Linked DNA regions of Homo sapiens: region 2 is linked to region 1. A link is a contact called in ENCODE Hi-C data. All regions are on one chromosome and are shown on one strand. Each heading gives the region's core, a stretch centred on a gene start or an enhancer-like site at or near the end of the contact. The rest is flanking DNA. Distances are from core to core; before and after follow the strand shown. Region 1 holds the start of CAGE1 (cancer antigen 1). Region 2 holds the start of TXNDC5 (thioredoxin domain containing 5).

Region 1 (7,614 bases), core at 4,641-7,140:
AGATTTATTCTTAGGTACCTTAGTTTGTGCTGTTACTGATAATAGTAAGTTTTTAAGAATTACTGTTTTACATTTGTTGTTGCTAGTGCATTGAATGCTATTGGTTTTTTAATATTAATTTTATATCTAGCTTTCTTCTAAACTTTCTTATTAGTTTTAATAGCTCATCTGTAGGTGCTTATGACTTTTCTATGTAGAAAAGTACATATTTGCAAATAATGATAATTACTTCTCTTCCTTTCTAATCCTTATAGCACTTATTGTCGCCCAGGCTGGAGTGCAGTGGCACCATCTCGGCTCACTGCAAGCTCCACCCCCTGGGTTCATGCCATTCTCCTGCCTCAGCCTCCTGAGTAGCTGGGACTACAGGCGCCCACCATCATGCCCGGCTAATTTTTTGTATTTTTAGTAGACACGGGGTTTCACCATGTTAGCCAGGATGGTCTCGATCTCCTGACCTCGTGATCCGCCTGCCTCGGCAGCGCTTATTTTTCTTACACCTGCATGTATTAAATTCCATAATTTCAATAAGCCTTGTCAAATCTTTTCATTTTAGTATTATTTGCAAGTATTAAAAATAAAGACATTTGTATACAGCATTTAGATTTACTTTAATAAACATGATCAGTGTAGGGCCCGGTGTGGTGGCTGATACCTGTAATCCCAACACTTTGGGACACCGAGGCAGGAGACTCACTTGAGCCCAGGAATTTGAGACCAGCCTGGGCAGCATAGTGAGATCCATTTCAAAAACAAAACCAAAAACATGATCAATGTATCTCATTATATGATTAAATCCTAAATAGCTTTCATCTGTCAATTTAGGATTAGAATAACAGATTTGGGGTTAAATCAACACACAGCTCTCTTTTTTTTTTTTGAGACAAGGTCTCACTATGGTTGCCCATGCTGCAGTGCAGTGGCGTGATCTCGGCTCACTGCAGTCTCAGCCTCCCGCGCTCAGGTAATTCTCCCACCCAGGCCTCCAAAATGGACCACGATGCCTGGCTAATTTTTTGTATTTTTAGTAGAGACGGGGTTTCGTCCTATTGCCCAATCTGATTTCAAACTAGTGGACTCAAGCAATCCTTCTGCCTTGGCCTCCCAAAGAGCTGGGATTACAGGTGTGAGCCACTGTACCTGGTGTTTTTTGTTTGTTTTGGTTTTTTTTGAGATGGAGTTTCGCTCTTGTTGCCCAGGCTGGAGCGCAATGGTGCAATCTCGGCTCACAGCAACCTCCACCTCCTGGGTTCAAGGGAGTCTCCTGCCTAAGCCTCCCAAGTAGCTGGGATTACAGGCATGCACCACCACACTCAGCTAATTTTGTATTTTTACTGGAGACGGGGTTTCTCCATGTTGGTCAGGCTGGTCTTGAACTCCCGACCTCAGGTGATCCACTTGCCTCAGCCTCCCAAAGTGCTGGGATTACAGGCGTGAGCCACCGTGCCTGGCCCCCGCTTTTTTTTTTTAAGAGACAGGTTCTCCTTCTGTTGCCCACTGGAGTGCAGTGACATGATCATAGCTCATAACAGCCTTGGACTTCCTGGCTCAAGCAATCCTCCTGCCTTGGCCTTCCAAAGCACTGGTATTATAGATATGATCCACCACACCCAACCTCAATACACATTTAAGGATACTTGTATAGTAGAAAATTTTTGTGTCTGAGTCTGAGACTTGATCACGGCTCATTCATTTAAAGCTACACAATCCTGGGCAAGTTACTCTCTGAGCCTTATTTTCCTTATCTGTAAAATGAAGATAAAAACAGCCCTTACTTCAATTTTTTAAAATTCTTATTTCAATAAGATTTTTTTGTGGATTAAGTGTGATGATGTATATAAAGTGCTTAGCACAAAACCTGGCTATTGTTACTATCACGGAACACAAAAAAAAGTTTCTCTCTTTTGCATATTGCTAACAAGTAGATACTTACCATTTAACAAATTGTCTAGTGTGCCATAAGCATCTTCACAAAGTGTGGATTCATACTCATTTTCCCTTTCAAAATTCTTTATTTCGTTCTGTATTAATAAAAAAGGCATCAATACTTCAAGCAAACATCACAAGCTTCTTCTAAAGGTATTTGCACATTGTTACATAATTCTGCTATTAGAATATTTCATTACATAGGTAGAATGTGCTTTCTAGTATCTTTCCCCAGCATGTATTTGGCTCCCTTTTAGTAAAACTATGCTAACAGAGTCCCAATATTAAACAACAATGTAACAAATAGCTTGTTATTTTAATATTTTGGTTTTTTGGTAAGTCAAATCATGTGACTATAAACTTAGGGATACGTGATAGCATATTTATGTATTGATAATTATTTGATGTTTATTAAATCTAGTCTAAACAGCATTAAGATGGTTATTTCAGTCTTTTAACACTGAAGATATATAAAACAGGCATATATCTTTGATGTATTTTTATAAATTCCTATTTAGTGGAATCAGATGTCACTGACTATCAAACGTTTAGCACAACACTCATGAAGATATTGGGACATTACAATCTTTTATTTTTTAATAAAGGGAGCTAGGCATTTTCATGAAGACAGGAAAGTTGTCATTTATATGCAGGGTGCTGTCAATGTCATTATGAATGACAACTGAATCATTTGCATACTGATGTAAGTGGAAGATGCATTAGACTAGAAGTCAGGTTCCTTGGGCTCTTGTCCTGCCTCTGACTGAATTGGTCACGTCCCCTGGCTGCACTCCTGGCTAGAAAGGATCAGTTTTAACACTGTGTGTAAAAATGTACCTTGCTCTCTCGCATAGGCTGGAGTGCAGTGGCGCGATCTTGGCTCCCTGTAACCTCTACCTCCCAGGTTCAAGTGATTCTCCTGTCTCAGCCTCCAGAGTAGCTGGGATTACAGGTGCTCGCTTCCATGCCTGGCTAATTTTTATATTTTTAGCAGAGATGGGGTCTCACCATGTTGCCCAGGCTGGTCAAAATGTATCTTACGCTAGCGAAACTGGGAAAACCAGACCCTGTATTCCCCTCCTTTATGTGTCCACCGAATATTGTTTTATTGTTCCTTATAGTTTTGAAGAAATTTTCATATGGAAGACAATGTGAATTCTGAATACATCTGAGCCTCCTGGAACTTATAAGCAATGCACACCTGAGGCAAGTCACAAGTGGTGCCGGTGGTTTCCATACAGATTGGAGAATGTGAAAGCATTACACCTTGAGAAAGATTGCTGACATTCATGGTATCCGATTCTGACATGCTTTCTACTTTTTCATGAGAAGTATCCACTTCAAAATGTACAGGATCTGAAGGTGATGACCAAAATTTTTGATAGTCCTTGTTCATAACTGTTGAACAATAGAAGACTTCTTTAAAAAAAAAATGTGTCTATTAGTAGGTATAAACAAAAAGTTTTTTCCCTATCCCTCTTCTCATTAAGAAAGTAGCAAAGTTCACTGCCCTTATTTGAAATGTCATTTGTCAAGTTATTAGAAAAATTAAAAATTTTAGTCTGAGTATACCGTAATTTGGTATGGTAGTAAATACTGATTTGGAGAAAAACAAACAGTATTGGCTACTATCCAATAACTCCCTAGAAGGCTTTGGACCTAGAAGTGAAGGGATCTCTGTGTTATTTAATCAAGGATATTTACAAAATATTATCAGAGACCTAATAGTTTCCACAAAATCCTGGATTTTTATTTACTTGATACCTTCCACTTGAACACCTCACTACCAAGTCAAACCCAGCATTGTAACTGTTTTCCCTCCTCACTTTCCTATACTGCGCCTATTCCCTCAGGTACATGTGTTTGAAAACTGGACTTGTCTTGGCATCCCTCTACCTCATCATGCATGGCTATTCAGATACCAAGTCCCGTCCATGTCTCCTTTAAAAATGTCTTTCAGGGCCGAGCGCGGTGGCTCACGCCTGTAATCCCAGCACTTTGGGAGGCCGACGCGGGCGGATCACGAGGTCAGGAGATCGAGATCATCCTGGCTAACACGGTGAAACCCCATCTCTACTAAAAATACAAAAAAAAAAAAAAAAAAAAATTAGCTGGGCGCGGTGGCGTGTGCCTGTAGTCCCAGCTACTCTGGAGGCTGAGGGAGGAGAATGGCGTGAACCCCGGAGGCAGAGCTTGCAGTGAGCCGAGATGGCCCACTGCACTCCAGCCTGGGTGACAGAGCAAGACTCCATCTCAAAAAAAAAAAAAAAAAAAAAAAGTCTTTCAGTAACCTGTGCTTTCTTTCCATCCCATGTTGCCACACTGGTCCATATTCTCCTGACTTCCTCAGGCCTGTCCAGAGCTCCAGAGCTGAGAGTGGAAAGGATGGCCACTCACATTGATTCTATAAATTTTTGTCCTTCCAGGCCATCCATAGCCTGGAGTGACATCCCCTACCCGGTACTCCCCTGCTCTACTCAGATCAGGCTCATTTCCCTGCAGACAGATAATGTTCCTTACGAATTAAGCTTCAGTCATCTGCCCTGGCACGTGCTTCTCTCCTAAAACCTTCCCATCTACCCATTCATCTATTTTCAAAATTCCTACAATGTCTTCAGTCTCTAAATCTCTATCTTACAATTCAGCACTTGGTGATTTCGTTTACTGTTTTAGAGCTTCACCACTGTTTCAAGGGTGTTAGTGTTTGTGTTTACAGATCATAAATGTCTTGAGAGGAGCATACTTAGGGCTTTCCAATATCCCCTACTGCAAATGGACCAGTGCTGTCTACACAGCAAATATTGATTGAATAAAACCTGCATTCCAATGACTTATTTCTATCAAGCTCTTTCAATTTATAGTCATTACTCATCTGCCTGGATTCTTTTATTGAATTTCTGAATGAATAGTTTATTGAAAATTAGTTGTTTTCAAACCTATGTCATCACTTGGTAAAATATAAAAAAGTAAGCCAAGCAGACCAGTCAGGATCAGTGAAAGGCCCAACTTTATGCTCACTTCTCCCTTGTCTTTCAAATAATGCTGCCTGGATTGTGGTGAGATCTGAAAAATTCTTGCTTTGTTTTCCCAATGCAAAAAAGCGCAAAGGCCTTGTTTCTTAGTTTTCTTGTTTGTGAACCCAGCACTTCCAATTACATTTCTACAACTTTGTTCATCCCTCATGTGGCACTGCACAATCTGCCAGTTTACCTTTTTAATTTAAAGTTAGACTATTTTTTCCATCTTTCATTTGTCCTTACAGGTTTATGTTGGATTTTTAACATATTTATCAAATGTTTGAATAGATGTTCCAGAGACATTCTAAAGCTGTTTTAAGATAGGAGTTAAAAGAGGTGTCACGGGAGTTACTCGCAAAAACTATAGTTTTGTTTAAAAGCTTTTTCAGTTGTAAGACAAACTTTACCTTTTTAAAAAGCACTTATCTCATTCATTTTTCACCTCAAAACGAGACACCAAACTTTTTAAGACACAAAAGTGTGCTCACTTCCAGGATCCATAGTTTCTTGGACCCACGCTACGGACCTGGCTCTCCCTCCCTCTGCACCGGGTTTTGTGGGAGGGAGAACGCTTTCCAACCTCCTCCACCAAGGACTCTCACAAACTCGCAATCGGGCTCCCGGAGTGCTGGAACGCCCCTGTGTGACGTCCGCCCGCGCCGGGGGAACTCCGCAGAGACAGGTGCAGCCCGCGAGGCCCGAGCGACCCTACTGTGGGTGCGGTGTCTTCCCAGAGAGTGGTGAAGTTAGGAAGGTACGACCCCCTAGGCCGAACAGCCTGTGGGCTAGCTGGCGCCTCCTGCCGCAGTAAACACAAAGTGGGGTACAGAAACGAAAACTCCGGGAAGAAACGGCCAGCACGGGCCTCGCCGTGCCGGCTACTCAACACGCCTTCCTGAGAGCACAGAACATCCACAGCCCTATACAGCGCGCCATCCAGAGAGCTCCGGACTCCCAGCTCGGCGCAGGGGCGGGACTTCCGCTCAAGTCAGACTTCCGGGCGAGGCGGTGAGGGGCTTCCGGTTGGGGTGGCAGGGTGGTGGATCTGTCGGTCCCGTTTTCCCGTCGCACGTGGTGGCCACTGTTGGCTTCTGAATGGTTTGCAAGGCGGATATCCACGCCAAGGCCTTTGGATCGGCCGTGGGTACATCCGTCTGAGCCGTTCCTTTCCATCGCAGAGCGGCGGCCTCCGGCGGCGCTCTCCAGTCATGGACTACCGGCGGCTTCTCATGAGCCGGGTGGTCCCCGGGCAATTCGACGACGCGGACTCCTCTGACAGGTAGGCGGCCGTACAGTGCCCTGGCTCTGGGTACGGCTCTCTCCTTGACCGCCCCCTTGGGGTGTGGACTCTTGTTTGCGGTTTAGAGGGAGACTAGTGGTTCATCACTCAGCGTCTCTCTTGACAACCCTTTGCCTGTTTCTGCATCCCAGCTGGGTTTTTCTCCCAGTTCACGCGGCAGAGTTAAGTGAAAGCTACTTGTCAAGGGAGTCTGCGGTTCTCAGGTCGGTTAGCGTCACTGGGAGGCAGAGTTGGGGATAGCGATTAGGAAACATGGGTTTTTGCGTTTTAACCACATTTAGCGTTCAACAAATACTTACTAAGCACTTAATATGTACCACGTTCTGTCCTGGGCGCCGGAGGTAACAAGAAGAACCAACTTCCTGCTGTCATGGAACTTTACCTTCTACGTGAAAGAGAGGGCACACCATTTAAAAACCAAATAATGATGTAGACTATGCAAATCGTTTGATATACCAAGTGGTGACTGAATGGGTAGGGAAAGGTTAAGTCCAGATTTGAATGACAAGGAGCTAATCCTGGCAAGAGCAGAGGGAACAGCATTTCACACAGAAGGGACAGCAAGAGCAAAGGCCCCGAGGCCAGAGTGCCTAGAGCACAGTGGAGGTAGTTGAGAAGATTGGTAGGGTGATAGAGAAGTAAGAAGGGGGGCCAGATCATGGAGACCTTTACAAGTGATGGTGAAAAGTTCAGATATTAATGTGGGTCTTATGGAAAGCCATAGGAGGGATTTTAGCAGAAGAATGACATTATTTGCTTGGTGATTTAAAGGAATCATTCTTTCTAGGTAGATGATGTTCATGGAGGGTGGGAGTGGAACAGAGAGACCAGTTCAAAAATAATAAGGTAATCAGATTCAAAGATGGTGGGGACTAGAGCCCAGATCCTAAAGATATGTCTTGGAGGTAGAAGTGGCAGCGTTTGGTGGTAGACTGGACGTGGAGTCTGGGGAAAGAGGGATGAAGGATAACTCCTGCCTAAAAGCAAAATGAAACATATTGGAGTTATTTTGGAATTCCAAGAAAACAGCTTGTACTTTATGTTTACAGTAAGGATTCATCACATGCGGATTTTGTTAATTATTGGGGATGTTTTCAATAAATATATGTATGTTGAATGCTTTCTGTGAGTCAGATCTAGTCTTAGGTGGTAGGGAGGCATTGGTAAATACCATCCTGAATGACACAGAGCTTGCACCCTAGCAGGGGAAACCGATATTATTAAATAATTAGACTATTTGTATTCGAATTGGGTAAGTAGTACAAAGGAGAAGTGGGGGAAAAATAGGGAAGACTTCCTTGAGCAAGTGATAGTGAGCTGATACTTGATGGATGAGTAGGGGTTAGCCAGAGAAAGAGGAAGGGCATTCCA
Region 2 (6,847 bases), core at 3,990-6,489, 520 kb after region 1:
GGCTTCTTGCCATGCTTCACATTTCATGAGGATATCAGCATCTTTCCCAACACTAGACCTTAAGTCATACAGCTGACCACAGCTCTTGCTGTGTTCTCTGGACAGTATGTCTACAGTGCCATACTCGAATTTTGAATGAGACAACCCTAGAAACTTTATCCCAGGTTTCAACTACAATCCCATAGCATTATGACACATGGGTTTGTTTGCTATTTAATATGGCAGGAACACACTGATGCCTACAATGTAACCACTTTGCTGTATCGCTTTTTAAAATGCTTTTTTTTTAAACACACTTGCTTATATGAACACTCAACGCTTAGAATTGTGACTTCTTCCTCAAAATAATTTAATAATCTGTTAAATCTCCTTTTATTTTCTGACAGATTACCTCAAAAATAAGCATTTAAGTCGGTAGCAGTGGCTCATGCCTGTAATCCCAGCACTTTGGGAGGCCAAGGCAGGAGAGCTGCTTGAGCCCAGGGGTTCAAGACTGGCCTGGGCAACACAGTGAGACCCCCATCTACAAAAAATTTTAAAAAATTAGCCTGGTGTGGTGGCACACACCTGCAGTCCTAGCTACCTGGGAGGCTGAGGCAGAGGGATCACTTGAGGCCAGAAGTTTGAGGCTGCAGCGAGCTATGATCACACCACTGCACTCCAGCCTGGGTGACAGAGATTTTGTCTCTTAAGAAAAAAAGGATTTAAGCCGGGTGTGGTGGCTCACACCTATAATCCCAGCACTTTGGGAAGCCGAAGCAAGCGGATCACAAGGTCAGGAGTTCGAGACCAGCCTGACCAACAAGGTGAAGCCCCATCTCTACTAAAAATACAAAAATTAGCTGGGCATGGTGGCACACGCCTGTAATCTCAGCTACTCAGGAGGCTGAGGCAGGAGAATCGCTTGAACCCGGGAGGCGGAGGTTGCAGTGAGCCGAGACCATGCTATTGCACTCCAGCCTGGGCGATAGAGCAAGACTCCATCTCAAAAAAAAAAAAAAAAAAAAAAGAAAAACAGACTTAAAGGTAGCACTGAAAAAGTCTGCTTCAAGTTAATGTGTCTTCCCTAAACAGCACTTTCTTGGCCAGCTAAGAGAATCCCTGCTTTATGAGATACTCAGATACAAAAAAAAAAGCACAATGAAACTATACATGCAGATTTAACTTCTGTAGATTCAACAAAGTGAGTTTATGTGGCGGGGGAGAAGGAAACAAGAAAAAAAAAAAGGCAATTCCCACAGAACCCTGAAGTGTGTGCAAGCTGGGAGATGTGAGGTTTTTGTTCCTCAGCAGGCCTTGGTTCCTACATGCTTCTCATGGCATGAGCATCTCTCCGACTACATTAAGTGTGACCCTGCTGTCTAAAGGCACAGGTTTGAGAACTAGTCCATTTGGTGTTTAACCAAAGAAGCCATGATAGTTCTAATGCTGGAGGAAACGCTGGCAGTGGGGACTGACTGACTGACTGGGGCGGTGTCCAACAAGGCACCTTCCTAAGGGACTGTCAAGGGCAGTTCTGACCTTCAGGGGACTTTGATCAGATATGCTCATTCTGGAACTTTAGAACTCCTCTGCAATCTTGACAAGGTTTTGTTTTGCTACTGCTTTTTTTTTCCCTTTTTTTTTTTTGAGAAAACACAAGATTAGATTAAGAATGAGAATAAACAATAAATAAGTTTGTGGTGCGCTAAATCAAAACTGACCATTCTGGGCCATCACCAAGTTGGGCGTGCCCTTGCTCCTGGCTGTGATGGGGCCACAGGTGCTATCTAGTCGGCCCTGCGGCTACAGCACCCAACTCTGAGACAGGCAGCTGCACTCAGAAGGTAGCCTGTGGCCAAGAAGTAGAGCAAAGCTACCTGGTCCAAATCTTGACCTCACTGTCACCAGGTTCAGGGTGACTCACAAACTGGCCATACAGAAGTTGTGACCTGATGTTGGCAAAAAATCTACAGCAGCAGGATAACCCTGCAGAAGCCAAGTGCAGGGCAAAAATACACAGATTGATGTTTTTGTTACAGGGGCCCCAGCCCCTTAATCACACGTGGGCTTTCACCACTCCACGGCAGCTGAAACTGGAAAAAGGTATGTGTGTGTTGAGGGGGAGTCCACTGAGTCTTCTATCTGAGCTCCAAACGCTCAGCTCACCACTCCAGGACCTCCTTCCCTCTCCTGCATAGACCCCTCCAGAGTCACCACCTTGCTCTCAGCCTTACAACTTACCAAAGTGTTGTGCCAGGTATTGTTGGTCCTACTTGATCTTGCCCCTGCTGACCTCCCATTTGACTCGCCGCCCACTCAGCCTCCTTTCCTGGCAGCCTATTCGTGAGCCCTACTGCAGTATCTGCAGTTTTCTGAAAGGGCCCTCTTAAAAGTCCAACTTAAACACCATCATAGAAACCCACATATCTCTGTTTAAGTATTTGTAGTAGACTATCAAGAAGTCAACAAATATGCCAGGTGCGGTGGCTTACGCCTGTAATCCCAGCACTTTGGGAGGAAGAGGCGGGCAGAACACGAGGTCAAGAGATCGAGACAATCCTGGCCAACATGGTGAAACCCCATCTCTACTAAAAATACAAAAATTAGCTGGGCGTGGTGGCACGCACCTGTAGTCCCAGCTTCTCAGGAGGCTGAGGCAGGAGAATCGCTTAAACCCAGGAGGTGGAGGTTGCAGTAAATCAAGATTGCGCTACTGCACTCCAGCCTGGCAACAGAGCAAGACTCCATCTCAAAAAAAAAAAAAAAAAAAAAAAGTAACAACATAAAGCTAATTATTCTGGAAGCATCCAGCTAAATGTCTACAAGCCACATATAATGGAAAAGGAATTTACTTAATACCAAGTGCCCAGATGTGCCAGTTTTCTCTCACTCAGCCCAGGACTAGCTGGTATTTATTGCAAAGATTCTAAACTTAAAATTCCTTTGGCACTGTGGGGACTTATTACATCTGCATGTCAGTTTTTCTTTAAAAAAAAAAAAAAAGTAAAGAATGGGATGCGATGGCTCATGCCTGTAATCTCAGTACTTTGGGAGGCCAGGGCAGAAGTACTGATTGAGGCCAGGAGTTTGAGACCAGCCCCGGCAACATAGCGAGACCCTGTTTCTACCAACTACAACAAAAACAACAACAACAAAATAAGCTGGGTGTGATGACCTGCGCCTGTAGTCACAGCTACTTCAGAGGCTGAGGCAGGAGAATCACTTGAGCCCAGGAGTTAGAGGCTACAGTGAGCTGCGGCTGCGTACCACTGGTTTCAGGCTGGGTAACAGAGCAAGATCCCATCTCTAAAATAAATAAATAATGAAGAAAGAAAAAAGAAAACCCATCGACAGATGTATTCCACTGAAATAGGCTCCAATTAAGTAGTACACTTAATTGAAATAGTTGCTGAGAATACTCCCGAACAAAGAGAAACTGTTAATACTGCCTGATTGTTTTATGTTACAAAGTAATTTCTAAACCATTGGAGTTGTAAAAATTCGAGTCAGTTGGTTCTTAGGAATGTGAAACATAATGTACTTCATATACACATTGTTAATAAACCCACAGTGGCCCTAAAAGTTGATTTAACTCCAAATGAACTGAAACGCAGTAATAGCCTGAATACAAGGTTAAGAGAAAAACGTTTCTCCCAGTTTGAAAGGTACAATTTCTGAACTGGCCATTTTTCTTAGGGTACCTTTTCTCTATGCCTCCCTACATCCCTTTCCCAAGTGAGCCTCTACTGAGCTCTGGGGAAGAATACCAAGTTCTGCAACAAGAACCTGCAGGCTATTCCAACCTCTCAAAGGTCTTGTGTCCTAAAATTATGGCTTTCTGCTCTGGCCTGTGGTCACTTCCCTTCCTCGGGGCATCCCGGCACTGGCAGGAAAGCTGTGCACATGCTTGTGTGAATGACAGGAAGCTCTTCCGTGGGATGAGTGCCAGGGTAGGGTCTCTCAGGTCAGCAGCGAGGCCCACACCAAAGCCTCGCCCAGAGAACCAAAGCAAGAGGGACCATCTGCTCAACGGAGGGGCTTTTCCGATCTCACACATAACAAGTGACCTGGACCCGAGAGAGCAGCAGGGAGGTGACAGGACAGCCTGGAGTTGAGGACCAGTGGGCTCCGTTCAGAGATTACATCCACCCTGAGCTGCAGGGGGGCGGAGGGGTTCCAGAATTCGCACTACCTTGGTCTTCCCGGGGTAGCTCAGCAACCCTCCTCTGCCCGGACCACTCCTTCCTATCCCACAAAAGACGCACAAAGTGGGAAACCACACCTTCCTGGGTTCTATTTTTCAGTTAAAGCCTCTGGAAGGGGACGTGCCCGCAGTCTGTCCCAGCCGACCCCGGTGGCCGCGGCAGCAGCAAGGCCGCTCTGGTGAGTGCACGTGGCCCACGGGCAGGCCGCGCGTCCGGCCGGCACAGGAAGTTTGGGGCGCTGGGCAGGGACCGCGGGGTGACATTTGGACTCCCGGCTGCCCGAAAGGGCGACGACCCCACCTTCCCCTCCCTCGGTGCCGAGGTGCAAGAGGCGGTTGAATTCAGGAGCGCGGCGCAGGGCGGGCTTTTCCCGGCTGTCCCCTAGGGGTCCGCCCCCTCCTCCCGCACCGCCCCGGCCGCCGAGCGCCACGTCAGCCGCCAGTGCCCGGCCCGCTGAGCTCACGCCTCCCGACCCGGAGCCCCAAGCCCTCGGTCCCCTGCAGTCCCCGGCTCCCGGCCCCGAGCCGCGGCGCCCGCGCCCCCCGCTCCCCGCCAGCCGGAGCCCCGAACCCGCAGGGTCCCCGCGCTCCCGGCCCCGCGCCCCCAGTATTACACCCCGCACCCCTGAGCCCCGAGCCCCGCGCCCGTAGCACGCACGCCGCAGACCAGAGCCGTCGGCGTCCACGTGGCCCCGGGACCCCCCGCCCGCGGCGCCCAAGCGCCCCACGCCCCGCGAAGCGCCAAGTGCGGGGCAGGGCGCCGGCCTGCGCGGCGTTACCAGGGCGCGAAGAACATGACGAAGTGCGCGGCGCTCTGGATCCCGTGCGTGAACATGTCGGCCGTGTACAGGTGCTTGCTGTGCGGGTCCTGTCCGTCCTCGCCGTCTGCCGCGGGGGGCCCGTCCGCCGCCGCCGCCGCCGCCTCCTGGGCCCGGGCGCCCCAGCGCCCGCCGCCGCCATGGCCCAGCAGCAGCAGCAGCAGCGCAGTCAGGGCCGCCGGCCGGGCCAGCAGCGGGAGGAGGCGTCCTGGGCGCGCGGGCATCGCGGCGGGGCTGGGCGCGCTCTCGCCGCGGCCTCCGGTCCCCTCGCAGCGCCCGCCCCGCGCCCCGCCCCGGAGAGGCCGCGCCCCTTCCTCTCCCCGCCCGCCCGCGCCGGCGCGCGACCGCTACCCGCCCGAGCCCCGGCTCCGCGCACCGGCAGGGAAGGGCTGGAGCGAGGGACCGAGTCTGGGAGAGCCTTCCGAGTCCGGCCTCCTGCCTTCCCGCCATGGGACGGCTCGCCCCAATCCCGCGAGGCTCCTGCGCCTCCGCAACCCAGGCCCGCACCCCTTTCCCCAGGGGCCCGCTCTGCTCAGAGCGGCGGTGAACACACGAAGTAACGATGAGGCCAGCGGGAAGCCACGGAGGGGCAGGTCAGCCTCGGCTAATCTCAGCTCACACAAGCACCCCGCGATTTCAGGCCAAAGGAAGGAGAGAGCTGCTGTCAGCAGAATATAGGAAATCGGGCAAAAGACGGTGGGGTTTGCACCTGAATTAGTTAGATTCTTGGCCAGAGCTCAACTGTGATTCTCGACCTGGGCTCAGAGGGGTGATGAAACCCGCTTCCCAAGTGAACCCCTTGCTGGTTACCCCTGCCCGGCCTCAACTCAGGGATGAAGAGGAAAGAAAGTCAAAGCGGCCTCTTCTAGACAAGAAGGCACCTAGCAGGACTGACTGGGGTCCTACTGTGCCCTCATTTATGCCGGTTACTAAAATGAATGACAGCACGCCTGCTATGGCTGAACTCAGCCTGTGGAATGGCCCGAAGGCATCCCTGCCCAGCGACTCATAACTCGCACCTGCACACACACCTTACAGCAGATGGTAATCGAAAGCTCCAGCCCTACCCCGGGGATCTGAAGCTAAATTAGAATCACCGGGTTGCTCTCCGGGATCCTGCCTGCTCTTTGATTATCCTCAATCCAGGAAGCCCCAGGTAGTTAACTCCTGGCTTGGCAACAGGGGACGCGCCCACTGTCTCACCTGTCATTATTCTGCTCCCGCCTTAGGCCCAGCCACTTATGAACCTTTAACCATGGGTTGCCAAACACCAAAACCATCAATCTCCCTCCAAAGTCTGTTCTTCCAGCCACTTAAGCTTGAAACATGGGAGGCATCTTGTATTGCTCGCTCTTTTCCCGTGTGTCTCAAAATTCAACCGCATTTCCTGTAACCATGATTTCCTTCCAGCATTCTCAGTGTTCATACCCTGAACGGAGACTAAGCCTGGCCTATTGCAGTAGCTTTCTAAGAGTCTCTTTCATTCACATGGCTGGAAAATTAATTTTCCTAAAGCCTGCCTTTGACCAAGACAGTTTGCTGCTTAAACTTGGACCAAAACGCCACCACTGTCCCCATGGCCTTGGCCGATGGGGTGAAATAGTCATGCCTGGGGCAGCCATTCAAGGCCTTCCGTGATGTGGTTGCATCATGCTTTGTGTCCCTGTGAAACTCACTCAACACTAGAAATCCAGGGATTCTCTCCAATAACTGTTATTGCCAAACTCTAATCCCTGTGTTCTCCAACACCTCAAACCTCCCAAACCCTTCCACGGTGCTGTTGGGAAATTCCCACAAGCATCGCCATACACTCTTACAGCATCAGTGTCTTTCGTTTTTAACT

What was found. A loop is a pair of places that touch in the nucleus more often than their neighbours do. Pooled maps may share reads with other maps.
Region 2: a map of CD4-positive, alpha-beta T cell shows a loop between it and region 1 (3-fold over the local background). The contact joins the promoter of TXNDC5 here to the promoter of CAGE1 in region 1. A Hi-C loop is called at or near these places in 2 of 168 maps with a recorded cell type or tissue (CD4-positive, alpha-beta T cell and naive thymus-derived CD4-positive, alpha-beta T cell) and 14 of 50 pooled maps.

What each region holds. Positions count from the first base shown.
Region 1 is chr6:7,383,852-7,391,465 of GRCh38, forward strand. It overlaps CAGE1 (cancer antigen 1), which reads right to left and starts at 5,891. Exons shown (of 14, transcript NM_001170692.2): 1 at 5,351-5,891; 2 at 3,128-3,345; 3 at 1,934-2,021. The coding sequence starts at 3,322. RIOK1 (RIO kinase 1) reads left to right here and starts at 5,957. Exons shown (of 17, transcript NM_031480.3): 1 at 5,957-6,222. The coding sequence starts at 6,152. RefSeq lists enhancers at 5,570-5,629, 5,640-5,689, 5,820-6,239, 5,843-6,629.
Region 2 is chr6:7,905,549-7,912,395 of GRCh38, forward strand. TXNDC5 (thioredoxin domain containing 5) reads right to left here and starts at 5,240. Exons shown (of 10, transcript NM_030810.5): 1 at 4,966-5,240. The coding sequence starts at 5,228. The region is part of intron 4 of BLOC1S5-TXNDC5 (BLOC1S5-TXNDC5 readthrough (NMD candidate)); the gene reads right to left. RefSeq lists silencers at 4,315-4,404, 4,605-4,724, 5,095-5,524.